3 separate regions of the Homo sapiens genome follow, and all the other regions are linked to region 2. A link is a contact called in ENCODE Hi-C or POLR2A ChIA-PET data. All regions are on one chromosome and are shown on one strand. The core of a region is the stretch at or near the end of the contact, and the rest is flanking DNA. Distances in the headings are between cores, read along the strand shown.

What was found. A loop is a pair of places that touch in the nucleus more often than their neighbours do. ChIA-PET counts read pairs that join two places held with the same protein, here RNA polymerase II (POLR2A). Pooled maps may share reads with other maps.
Region 1: a pooled map shows a loop between it and region 2 (2.5-fold over the local background). The contact joins two enhancer-like sites. A Hi-C loop is called at or near these places in 6 of 50 pooled maps. POLR2A ChIA-PET finds 5 or more read pairs at or near these places in 4 of 52 experiments (AG04450, Panc1, SK-N-SH and 1 more).
Region 3: a pooled map shows a loop between it and region 2 (6-fold over the local background). The contact joins the promoter of EFR3B here to the enhancer-like site in region 2. A Hi-C loop is called at or near these places in 8 of 50 pooled maps. POLR2A ChIA-PET finds 5 or more read pairs at or near these places in 4 of 52 experiments (BJ, Caco-2, H1 and 1 more).

What each region holds. Positions count from the first base shown.
Region 1 is chr2:25,813,528-25,817,760 of GRCh38, reverse strand. The region is part of intron 3 of ASXL2 (ASXL transcriptional regulator 2); the gene reads left to right. Among named protein-coding and RNA genes, the nearest start is that of ASXL2, 63 kb to the left of the region's middle. RefSeq lists an enhancer at 1-131. Within about 2 kb of position 1,385, at least 2 of the 41 ENCODE cell types and tissues checked have a DNase peak (open chromatin) inside an H3K27ac peak, as active enhancers do.
Region 2 is chr2:25,359,764-25,364,396 of GRCh38, reverse strand. No RefSeq gene overlaps it. Among named protein-coding and RNA genes, the nearest start is that of DNMT3A, 20 kb to the right of the region's middle. RefSeq lists enhancers at 1,655-1,704, 1,755-1,854, 2,125-2,204. Within about 2 kb of position 1,541, at least 29 of the 41 ENCODE cell types and tissues checked have a DNase peak (open chromatin) inside an H3K27ac peak, as active enhancers do.
Region 3 is chr2:25,040,063-25,044,197 of GRCh38, reverse strand. It overlaps EFR3B (EFR3 homolog B), which reads right to left and starts at 2,122. Exons shown (of 23, transcript NM_014971.2): 1 at 1,879-2,122. The coding sequence starts at 1,885. RefSeq lists silencers at 729-858, 1,189-1,318, 1,429-1,508, 1,639-2,258 and enhancers at 1,216-2,164, 2,165-3,114.

The DNA of each region.
Region 1 (4,233 bases), core at 136-2,635, 450 kb before region 2:
AGTCTTTCATTTCCATCTGTATGCAATTTCCCCTCTTACCTGCTGTTCTAGTTTTTGTTTTGTTTTTAATAGCATGCCCTGTGACAAAGTGATTTTCAAAAAGAGCTCTATTGTCTTTCAGAAGTTTCCTTGTTTTAATAGTTTATTTGTATATTTCCGGACTATTTACTTCAATATTTCTTGTAGAAATGATGCCTGATAACCCCCTACCCAAATTAAATTAATCAGTGAAAAAAATGTACACTGAAGAACATATCCTGAAAAACTTTTAAGTAGGAATAACCATTGTTTATTGCATTTAATTGAAGAGACCAAGAAAGTTACTAGGCTTTAGTTTCTTCACTGTGAGGTAATATTAATTCCTAAATGATCTCTGAAGTTGAGGAAAAACAAAATAGAAAAATTCTGAAAGTGTATTGTCATTTTAAAAATGAAAGTTGAAAAAAGTAGAAAACATTTACGTTTCTTATATGTTACCTAATTGCAAATGTATTCCACTTTTTTCCAAAAAATAGTTTCTCCATTCCTTGTTTACTTTGGTGCATTTCTTTTTGGCTGGATTTCATCATCAGCTAGAATTTTTACATTTATGGATGATCTTTTCCCTGAGTTCTTGCGGGCTTAAGAATTTTTTTTTTTGAGACAGAGTCTTGCTCTGCCAACCAGGCTGGAGTGCAGTGCAATCTTGGCTCACTGCAACCTCCGTCTCCTGGGTTCAAGCAATTCTCATGCCTTAGCCTCCCAAATAGCTGGGATTACAGATGCCTACCACCATGCTTGGATAATTTTTGCATTTTTAGTAGAGACTGGGTTTCACCATGTTGGCCAGGCTGGCCTCGAACATCAGACCTCAGGTGATCCGCCAACCTCGGCCTCCCAAAGTGTTGGGATTACAGGCGTGAGCCACCACACCAAGCCAAGAATGTTTTCTATTGCCTCTTTGTTTGAATGCCATCTAGGCTAGATATAAAATTTTTCATTCATACTCTTAAGAACTTTTTTTGCTGTCTTTTGGCAGTGAGTATTGCTAAGAAAGCAAATGTTTCCTTCATTATATAGTGCTTGCTTTATTGGTCAATATTTTGCTGCATAATCTTAAAATTTCAGTGGCTTATAACAACAAATACTTTTTTTCTTCCTCATGTCTTTAGGTTAACTGGGGCTTAGTTATTGTTAGCTAGACTTTGTTGTAGGCTGTGGATTGTTCTCTCCTTCTGCTGGAATCTGGCTCTCATGTCAATCACAGGAGTCAGCCAAACAGGCAAATTTTAGCCTCTGCTTCCGTCATGTCTCTTATTTCATTGATCAAATCAAGCCTTGTGGCCAAGACGAACATCATTGTGGCAGGGAAATATATTTCACTTACTGTAACGTACTGCAAGGTCACACGATGGTGTGAATGATGAAATGGAAACACTAATTCAAGCTGCCACTTTGGCTTTTAACGCCTGGAACCTGGTTTGATTCTTTCTTTATCCTTGACGCTTAAGATTTAGGAAAATATTAACTTTTTTTTTTTTTTTGAGATGGAGGCTCGCTTTGTCGCACAGGCTGGAGTGCAGTGGCTCACTGAAACCTCCGCCTCTTGGATTCAAGTGATCAGCTCACCTTGGTCTTCCAAAGTGCTGGGATTACAGGTGTGAGCCACCGCACCCAGCCAAGATTTAGGAAAAATTTAGATGTTTCTGAGTATCTGAGTACTTGGGGTTAGTCTGTACAGATTTGGGTAGCATCTTACCTCTTACATTATCATGTAATATACATTATTGATGCATAAGGGTAATCTTTTCTCGTTAACAGAAGAGAGTGGTTTACCTGTGAATATTCTCCTGTGTTGTTGTTCTTTTCCCTTTCCTATCTCTGTAAATTTGATTGCTTTTATGTAGGTGCTTTGTATCTATTAAGATACTTCCAGCTGTAAATGACAGGAAACACGATGTAAACTGGCTTAAACATTGAAGGAATCTCATCATTTAATGCAAGTGAAAAAAACAGGCAAAACTTTATCCAAGTTCTCCAGTCAGTTTCATCAGTATCTCAGCTCTGCTTCCTTCAATTTTGTTCCATTCTCAGTAGGCTCATCCATCATAATTGCAAGATGACTGCTCACAGGCCTTAGAGCTGGATATTTTGGGTTGAATTGTAGAAGAGAAGAAAGATTCTACTTTTCAGAGACATTAAAATCACTCATCACTGAGTCTGGCTCGCTTACAGTTGAGTCAGATTTTTTCCTTTCAGTATATGTAGTTATAAATATGTGTTTCAGAGAAGTATAGGATTTATAGAACATAGAAGTGGCTTATTTTAGCAAGAGACATTAAGGCTAAAATCTGAAAAGTTGAATTGGAGGTTGCTAGGAGAAAAGGAGGTGAGGGTTATCATTGCAAGCAGAAGTGTTGGGCCAAGTAGTCAGAAGAATTTTAAATTACCAAATGAAAAGAAAGGTAGAGTAGGCTGGCAGAGAGGGTGTGTAGCAGAATGGTCAAGGTCAGATTATTTTGGTCAAGGTCAGATTATTTTGATAATTTTGTACTTTATACTAAGAACATTATGATATGGATGAATTTTAAGCTGGACAGGAGGTAGTATGATCATATTTATATTTAAAAGGTTACTCTGGCTTCAGAGTGGAGAATAGTTGTATGTGAGGGTGAGATTCCTATCACTTGAGATGGGGAACACTGGAACACTGCCAGACTAGGGTAGGATAGTAAGTTGGTAAAGTAACTGCTGTAGTTACTGAATCTTGACTCTGTGACATATACTTGGTATGTACATTATCTGTGATCTGTACAATCGAGTTACACAGTAGGCAGTATTACCTCTATTTTGCAGATGAGTAAATTAAGGGTGTTTAAAGTGACTTGCCCAGGCTACAGTCAGGTCTGTATTCAGATTGGTATGAATCATTAAATCTGGCTCTTTACCATGCAGTGATGACTCCTTTCATTAATTGCTATATTTGCTTTATCTAAGCAGTACAATGATTGACTTCTGCTCTCTTAGCCCTACTAGCTACTGCTAGCTTTTATTACAGAGAGAACTAAAAAGGGCCATTGGCAATATGATCAAAGTCACTTTAGTTCTTTGGGCCTTATGTACAAAACATATTAGTATGTTTGCTTACATGCTCACCGCATAAAATTATAGCACTGCACTTGTTCCTTTCCTTGACAGAACCCCTACCTCTTCAACCCCAATCTCTTGAGCATGGACAAGAAAAATTAGAAGCTGACTTGTTGTGTGATAGTTACATAATCTTTAAGGTGGTTCTTACTACAGCTGCTTCGGGTGTTAGTACTTACCCTACTGAATTTACTTGAACTTTTAAGTTGGTATTGATCTCAGTACTATGGTTTTATCACCCATGCAGATGATGTCTTATTTCTTCAAGTCGTTCACTTTTATTTAATTATAGAATTCTGGAGCTCTACCTTCCCATGAGGATATATTCCAGCCATCATGGGTAGTGTGTCCTGTTTTGCTTCTCTGCTATTGCTTTATTATTCATAAAAATAAACTGCCCGGATTCTTTGACTTTTTGTATTTTCCTGAGATCATGCCTAAATTTTGTTTTAAATGGTACTGTGTCCTGTATATCTTGTAGGTTTTTCAAAATTTTGTTTCCTTCAAAGAAAATTATATCCAGATTTGCAAGGAAAATATTATGGCAGTTTGTAGTTATTCTTTTTTTTTTATTTTTTATTTTTTGAGACGGAGTCTCGCTCTGTCGCCCAGGCTGGAGTGCAGTGGCACGATTTTGGCTCACTGCAACCTCCGCCTCCTGGGTTCACGCCATTCTCCTGCCTCAGCCTCCCAAGTAGCTGGGACAACAGGCGCCCGCCATCACGCCCGGCTAATTTTTGGTATTTTTAGTAGAGTCAGGGTTTCACCGTGTTAGCCAGGATGGTCTCGATCTCCTGACCTCATGATCCGCCTGCCTTGGCCTCCCAAAGTGCTGGGATTACAGGCGTGAGCCACTGCGCCCGGCCGACAGTTTGTAGTTATTCTTACCACATCTTTTCACCAGATGTGTGTGCCATTTACTTTCATTTTATAGGTTTCACTTTAATGACTGTTTTGTTGTTATTTGTTGTTGTTACTCTTCTAAGTGCTAAGCCAGACTAGACTGATTTTTTTTCTCTCTGACTTAAAGCACTTTATGTACACACTTTACAGTCTCTTACCCATAATTACAGTATCCGCAGTGGTTGAAAAACTAAGTTTCCTCAT
Region 2 (4,633 bases), core at 292-2,791:
TTCTTGGAGGCCTGTCTGGGGCCCTGCTTCTCAGGGAGGTACCTGAGGGTTCCTGGGATCCCTGGGGACCATGCCTTCCTGGACAGCTATAGGGTTCAATGGAAAAGCATGGGTTCTGGAGGGCAGGCACACCTTCATTTGAATCCTGACGCTGCTCCTTTCTAGAGTGACCTCAGGTCACTGCCTTATTCTCTGCATCTATAAAATGAAGATAATTCCAACCTATTTAGTTGTTCTAAGGATTATATTAAAATGTGTAAGAGACCTGGAGCAGGGCTGAGCACATAGCAAATGAGTAATAATGGTTGCTTTCCTTTCTTCCTCTGACACTAGTGTCTGCACCATCCACTGGGCACTGTGGGTCAAGCCACACTGAGCCGCACTGGCCAGACCCTACCTGGACTCATAGGCGAGAGGCTACAGTGATGGGGACAAGGGAACCTGGTACTGCCAGGGCCCAAGCCCCACGCCCGGTGCCAGGTGGCTGAGGATCTCCCCAGGCCTGGCACGGGTGCTCAGGCTTGGGGCGCTGATTTGTCTCCCCTGCCCAGACATGTAAAGGGCCACTTAAGGAGGTCGAGGGGTGGAGTCCAGGGCCCTGAGCCAAATCTCTGCCCAGGCTGTAGCCCTCAAGTCATGGGAAAATCTGCTTCTGGGGTGGAGGCTGGTCTTGGAATGGCAGGTAAGGAGCAGGACAGGATGGGGAGGACCACCTCGCAGACCTCACTCTCACCACCAGGTATACACACACTTGTGACTTGCTTGCCCCCTCAGTGGGTGAGCAGTTTCTTCAAGCCCTTGAAACGCCAAGGTCTTGTCACAGTTTTCTCCCGGGGCAAAGGGGCTACTTTCCCCTACACTAAAGAGAGCCCTCTCCGAACAATTTATTCTTTGCCAGAGATACTGGGCTCTGTGCAGGCTCCTAGAGGGAGCTTTCTCTACCGATCAAGAAGCATCTGCTTCCCTTATTCACTTAGCAAAAATTTCTTCTTTTTTTTTTTTTTTTTTTTTTTTTTTTTTTTTTTTTTTTTGCGGCGGAGTCTCACTCTGTCTCCCAGGCTGGAGTACAGTAGTATGATCGGCTCACCACAACCTCTGCCTCCCAGATTCAAGCCATTCTCCTGCCTCAGCCTCCCGAGTAGCTGGGATTACAGGCGCCTGCCACCATGCCCGGCTAATTTTTATATTTTGAGTAGAGACGGGGTTTCAGCATGTTGGCCAGGCTGGTCTTGAACTCCTGACCTCGTGATCCACCCGCCTCAGCCTCCCAAAGTGCTAAAATTACAGTCGTGAGCCACCGCGCCTGGCCCCAGAGATGGCTTTCTGTCCTGAGCAAGAAGGAAATATTCTGGAAGTTATACTTTCCAATGCTTTCCTCCCCACCAACCGGACAAAAGGCCAGGGGCCCACTCCAGCTGCCCTAGGGAATCCCCCAACATCTCACCTCTCCTTAGCTCCTCTGGGCTTCTGCAGTGACATCAGTGTGACTTCAGCACTGCGCTTTTTGAGCTAGCGGCTCTGCTCCGCTGCCCTCGGGCCCCACTTCCTCTAAATTCCCCGTTCCTCTCCCCGTGGCTCCACTTCTTCTTCGGGGCCGTGGCAGCGTTCTTCAATGTTCCCCGTGCACAGCCTGGATCCTGGCTGCCGCCTGTCCTACCTGTCCACGAGCTCCCCCTCTTTTTTTCCTCACTCTTGACTCAGAGAAACCCCACCCAATGCCTGCCAGATAGCGGAAGCTTAACAATCAGTTGTTAGATGTGCAAATAAAATACAGCCACAGATCGTTATATTGGTAACACAAACACAACATTCAGAGACCAAGAAAATGAAAAAGGGAGGTCTAGAAGGTCCTCACCTTCGTTCTTTTGTAAATAACGATGTCTTTATTATCAACAGGTCCCACCAAGGATTTTCCTGGTGTGTAAATTTATGAGGTGTCTTATAAAGGAATGACAAATGGAAAACACAGTTCATTATACACTTAACAAATTGCCTTTATTAAAAAAACAAAAACCAGGAAATCAGGATTGTCCTTGAGGAGTGAACACACCCAGGGGCCATGCCCCAAATGTTCTTTCTGTGTCAAGTGAGCCAACCCCGTCCCCTCTGTCCCATTCCCACACACACGTTTCCTCTTGCGCAGCTCAGGCACCGGGACTGGGTCCCCTCCCTAGCCCTGCCGGGAAGGAGAAAAGAAAGCGAGACTGAGCCCAGCCAATCAACAGTCAGCATTTCTGAAGCTCCTCCCCAAATACAAATATGCGCTCCGCCCCCGCTAGCGCCACCTGGAGGGTGAAGAGCGAAATGCGGCGACTGCACTGGGTCCTCGGCCTGGCGGAGCCGCCCACTTCGCTGGTTTTTGCAGCCGATGGAGACCCGGACTCCGCTCCGAAACCTGCTGACCGCGGTGGGGTTATTCGGAGCGGAGCCGCCGAGGGGCTGTCGAGCGCTTTTGAATCTGTTTACTTGAAATGACTTTCCCCACAACTTTCCCTGATTTCTATTCCCACTTGACCAAAAGAATGAGTTTGATGTGGAAAAGTGGCCAGAAAAGTGGCAATAGTGGTGTTAGGTGCTCAATGGCATCTCTTTGGGCTCAGCCTCCATTAAGCAAAGTAGATGCCTGGGGTGGGGAGGTGGCACCCTTTTTCCGGATCCCCAGTCAGTGGGGCAGGGGCTTCGGACACTGTCCCCACAGCTGGACTAGTGGCCCAGAGATCCTAGAAGGGACCCAGCCTTCCCGCGCTGCACCCAGACCTCCGGGGTGTGACCGCCAAGCTGTCCTGGCTCCCCTGCTCAGTGGCCTGATGGGGGTCTCAGTCCCGCACTCCCTCGTGGGGTCGGGGCACTAAAACAATCATTTTTTCAGGCCATGCTCCTTGATCCTAATTTAAAAGGCGGCCTGGCCGGACGCGGTGGCTCATATCTGTAGCTCCAGCACAGAGTTGGAGGCCAAGGCAGGCGGATCACCTGAGATAAGGAGTTTGAGGCCAGCCTGGCCAACATGGTGAGACCCCCGTCTCTACTAAAAATACAAAAATCACCCGGGTGTGGTGGCACGTGCCCGTAGTCCCAGCTACTTGGCAGGCTGAGGCAAGAGAATCGCTTGAACCCGGGAGGCGGAGGTTGCAGTAAGCCAAGATCATGCCACTGCACTCCAGCCTAGGCGACAGAGTGGGACTCTGTCTCAAAAAAAAAAAAAAATTAGCTGGGTATGATGGTGCAGTCTGTAATCCCAGCTACTCGGGAGGCTGAGGCAGGAGAATCGCTTGAACCCGGGAGGCGGAGGTTACAGTAAGCTGAGATCACGCCACTGTACTCCAGCCTGGGTGACACAGCAAGACTCTGAGACTCCATCTCAAAAAAAAAAAAAAAAAGGAGGCCTGGGAAGGATCCCCTCTGAGACATGGAAGACTTGCTTGACTCAAGGTGGGTTTTTTCCTTGAGTCCCTCAGTAGCCCTCAGGACAGTCCCTCAGGTGCCACCTGCCCTCCCCTGCAGGAGAGGTTTGTTCTGGGAGGAGAAGCCCAGACAGGCACGGGTGGCGGGAGGGCAGGTGGGCATCTGCCCCCAACAGGCCTCTCTGCTTTGGGAAGCCCAGGTGCCCTCGGGACCCTTGAGAAAGGAAAGGTGGCGGGGAGAGAGGAGGGCAGGATGAGTTTTTTTTTATTGACCACCTACTATATGCCATATGCTATGTAGATTTCTGACCACGACAGCGGCCTCCTAACAAAGGCCCAAGAAAGCTGACTTTAAAATTACATTTACATGCCCTTGAATAGCATATATTAATTTTACACAAAGGAGAATATGCCTTTAGGCTGTTTTCCTTTTTCTTTCTTTTCTGTGGCCAAAAAAAAAAAAAAAAAAAAAAAAAGTGGGAGGGGGGTTGATGGGCTTAGGACAGAAAGGAAGAGGTATGCCACCAAAATCACCTGAGAAGAGAAGGGGGGGCTGGGGGTGGGGGTGGCCTGAGAGAAGGACAGACCCTGGCCTCTCCCAGTGGATAAGGAAGAATCTTGCTCTAGCAACTTCAAGATGGTTTGCCTGGTCAAGGAGGGGAAGGGACAGGGCGAGTCCATGGGCCCTGCTCAGGGCTGGCTGCTGGGAAAGGAAGGTCTGTGTCAGTCATGGAATCCAGGAAATCTGCCAAGTTTAAGGCTCAAGGGGGATGGGGGAGCCACCTTTTCTAGGGCCACTATGGGTGGTCTTGGGGCCCTCAGAGGACTTGCTTCTTGGGCACCTGAGTTAGACCTGGCAGAACCAGCAGACACCTTAGGACCTAAGATGGGCCCTCCCTGCCACTCTCTGGGCAAGAGCCCCAAGCCCATATCTCCAGGGTCTGTGTGGAGGGCACTGCTGGGCCCCTGAGAAGTGCAGAAGGTCAGGCTTTCCTGCCCTGGCTTAGCAAAACACCCGGCCTCCATCTCCCCCATTGTTCCCTTGTCCCCACGAACATGCTAGCCCAGTTCTGCTCAGGAAAATCAGCCCCCGCAGCCCAGGTTCTTGCACCTTCCTGTCCTGAACTTCTTTGTCCCTGTCTACTCCTCTCCCCACTGTTCACAGCCCCCAACCTCCCAGGGGCCCACATTCAGCTCCTGAAATTCATTAAGTGTGGCAAGGAAAGGTCTCC
Region 3 (4,135 bases), core at 873-3,372, 320 kb after region 2:
AGGATTCCTCCATTACAATCTTTCTATGAATCATTCAGGGTAAATACCATATCTGTTTGCATCTGGGGAAATAAAAATATATTATAAAAGAGAAATGAAAACCTGAGATGTGTCTGAAAATAGCACCCAGATGCTTTGATTCCCCAGTTCACCTTTCTGACTATCCAGCTCTTCCTTGTCTTGCTTCATACAACAGAGGCAGCCTGGGACCCCCACCTTCAGATATCTCGGGTAAACGACCAAATTATCTTGGACTAAATGCAATGAGGCAGCCCAGCAGAACCCAGTTCCTAATTCTGACCCATTCTGATGAGCCTGTCCTAACTCCTTCCCCACTGCAGGTGCCCCTGCAGTCACATGCTTTTGTCAAATGATCTGCAGCTTCAGGCTGCTACCTCTGCAGAAAAGAAGAGGGGGAAAACAGAGAGAGTAAAAAAATACACACATACTCCTATATATATACATACATATCACAACCTCTGGCTTATAAAGCATAACCGCCTTTTTACCTTTCCCCAGAGTCCCCAGTGGTCAGCAGCACAGCCTCTCAGGCCAACCTCCCCCTCCTCCCACTTGGTCCAAGAGAAATGGTACTTGCTGAGGGGACCTGCTGATGTCTCACCCTGGATCAGAAATGCAAACGTATTTCTGAGCAACTGGGCAGGGAAGGAGACCGATGAAAAAGTTGAGTCAGTCTCTCTCTCTCTCTCAGTAGGGGGGCCCACCAATTGCTGAGCCTTTCCACCAGGCTCTCAGCTTCCTCTGCCTCTAACAAACTTTGTGACTCACAGTCTGTTCGCGGAGCGAGGCAGCTGAGCAGCCGAGCAGCCTCAGTGATGGGTTAAATTGGGAACGCACTCTTCTCCAAACACTGACCCCTCAAGTGCAGCCTGAGCCCCTACCTTGCAGTGGGGGTGGGAGGTGAGCACAGCTCCAATTATTTTGCTGGCACTAGAAGAGCTGCCAGAGACCTGGGTTTTCATGGACTTATGTCTACCGGGATCACACACACACGCACAGCCCTTGGTGGGCTGCAGGCTCAGGAATGCAGTCCATTCCTAGACTGGTCTAGGTCTCCAGTGCTCCATTCATCAGAGCTGCAATGTGGGACCCAACGCGCTCTCTCTTCTTCACCCACACTGCCTGCAAAACCAGAGGGAGTCCTAGCAAATGATCAAGCAGAGCCGTGCATCGTGAGGGTCTGGCTAACTGTTGCACGGCAGTTGAGGGGATGGCGGTGGAGGCGGGGAGAGGTCAGGGCTGTGCTGCACCCTCTCAGCAGCGTCTCCTCCCTTCATCACTGCGGAGGGAAAATCTGGAAGTTGGTGAACCTGGATCCCGCGGGGCGGCAGGGGCAGGCAGAGGCCGAGTCCATTCAGGCGGGCGAGACGAGACTCGGCCACTGGCTGCTCCCCGGGCCTCTGCGCCGCCGGCGCCGCCTCCCGCCTTCTCCGAGCCGCGCAGACGACCGGCCGCGGGCGTCTCCCTCAGCCCTGGACCGGCTTCCCACAGAAAACTCCCAGGCACAAACCGCTTTTGTTAATTCCGCAAATGCTGCCACACGACCACCTCCTCCAGCACTCCCGGTCTGCTCGGCTCCGGGAGACCCGCTTTCCCCTGAGCCTCCGCCCCCCGAAGGACCACCGCCCAGCACCGGCACGCGCCGGGCCTGGAGAGGACCCCAGGGTCCCCGGCCCGAGGCATCTTTGTCCTCGCAGCGCAGACGCGCGCGCACAGAGCGACCGCAACAGCCCCGCCGGGCACCAGGTCAGCGGCCTGGCCCCGCGCCAGGGCCGTGCAGGGGGACAATGGTCCGCGCCGGGGAAGTTTGCGGAGTCGCCCCCGCGGGCCCGGGCCCGGGCGCGGAGCCCTCCTTACCGTACATCTCGGCGGGGCGCGCGCCTCTCGAGAGGCCGGCGTCGCTGCGGCGTTCCCAGCCAGCCCTCGGCGGCGCCCGCCTTTCATTCACAGTCGGGGCGGGGACTGGCGGCGGCCGACAGGGGCCCGGGCGGGGAGGGAGCAGACGCGGGGGCCGGCCGCGGGCAGGACGGAGCCGGGCGCCGCCAGCCCATTCAGCGCCGGGCTGCAGCGGCCGCCTCCGCTCGGGTTGCTGGGCACTGCTGCGCGCAGGGGGCGGGGGCTATGCTAATACTAATGCTCCTCCCTCCCGGCTCGGCCAACCCGAGGCCTCTGCGAGCCCCTCGCCCCGCCCCGCCCCTGCGCCCCGCCCCCGAGAAACCCACAGCCGGAGATGCGCCTTTTCCGAGGCTGTCGCCCTAAGGGCCGCAGCGTGCACCTGCGGAGCTACCCACCCCAACTCCCTGCTCCTGTCGGAGCGCTCGGAAGCTCTCCCTAACCTGGGGTCCTCGAGGTCAGCCGGGGCGCTGAGAGCTGCAGGTGCACCCCTCCTCCAGTTCTGTCCAGGCTGCGTGGGCTAAGCCGGGGGGCGCAAGGATGGGAATTGGGGAATGACTTCCACCCTCTCCTGGCTAGGTACCTTAGCTGAGCGCCGTTCTCTGATGAAGCCCTCCAGCCCTCAGCTGCGCCCTACCAGCTACTCTCTGGCTAGGTGCCCAGCCACTCTCTGGCTAGGTGCTTGCTACCACCAAACAGCGTCCTTCCCGGGTCAGGGACGCAGGAAACGCACCCCACTCCCAACCCCCAAGGGCTGCAGGAAGTCCGCTTGCTTTTCCTCTCCCTGATTTATATGTGTAATTCGCAAGCTTTGCCGCCAGGATCCTCTCCAGCTGAGCCCCAGCGCCGACTTGAATTCCAGCTCTGCACCTGCCGTGACCCTATGAGGAACAGGCACAGAGAGGCAGCGGCTCATGCCTACGCCCACACCTGAAGATCTCTCCTAAGCTAGCTCAGGACTTCCCTGGGCTTCTCATCCAGCCTTCTTTACATTGCACACGTTCCCGTCTTTTTTTTTTTTTTTTTTTTTTTTTTTTTTTTTTTTGACATGGAGTCTCACTCTCGCCCAGGGTGGAGTACAGTGGCACTATCTCGGCTCCCTGCAAACTCCGCCTCCTGGGTTCAAGCGATTCTTCCACCTCAGCCTCCAGAGTAGCTGGGACTACAGGTGCGTGCCACCACGCCCGGCTAATTTTTGTATTTTTTGGTAGAGAAGGGATTTCACCATGTTGGCCAGGCTGGTCTGGAACTCCTGACCTCAAGTGATCCGCCCGCCTCGGCCTCCCAAAGTGCTGAGATTACAGGCCTGAGCCACTTCTCCTGCCCCTCCTGGCCTTTCAATATCGATTTCTTAGTTTCTCTTGGCCCATGGTTGAGAGTTGTTTGGGTTTTCTTTTGTTTTTTTCTACTGGTAGAAATATTCTACTAGTAGAAGTTAGAGAGGAAAGGAACTTAAAGATACTTAAGAACTGAACTTCATTTTACTTCATTTAACGTTGAGAGGTTAATTTATGTTGTTAGGCTGGGCTGTGTGTCTGTAGGCCAATGATCTACTCTCTCAACCCCAGCTTCCTGCAGGACTGTTGGGAAACTGGAATAAAATCTACATGAAATGACACAGTGGGCACTCATGTATATTTTTTCCTTCCTTCATGGCTCAAGGCAGGAACAGAGCCAGAGAAAGAATCCAGGTTGCCAGACTCTTGAAACAGTGCTCAGTCTGTTGCACTCAAAACTTATGTTTCCTATTTTTCTCTGGCCTGGGCCTCCACCTCCCGCCCGCGCCCCACTCTCTTGCTGTTTCCAGGTTTTCTTCTTCTTCCTTGACCTCTTTGACTCTCTTAGCAGCATGCCAGCCCCAAGGGAAACCCTGGGATGGTTCCTGGAACACACATTTAGTCTAGACCCCCCTACCCCGGGCACACACTCCCTGCATCTCACAAATAACCTCTGTCTCTGTTCTTCAGTTCCAGGACCAGGCCAGGTGGCTTTAAGATTGACTGAGAGTCAGACTTGAACTGGAGCAGGAAGGAGAATCTCAGCTCTAGCTTGATATGATCACCCAGAGACACTCCCTTCCCACAATTCTGCTCAACACAAAATATACTCATGAAACATTGGTGTCTACAGTACAGAAGGAAATGCAGTGTCTGTCTTCAAAGAATGAAAGGTCTAGCAGGGAATTCCAGATGAATACTGATAAAAACATTACTTGAGGCCA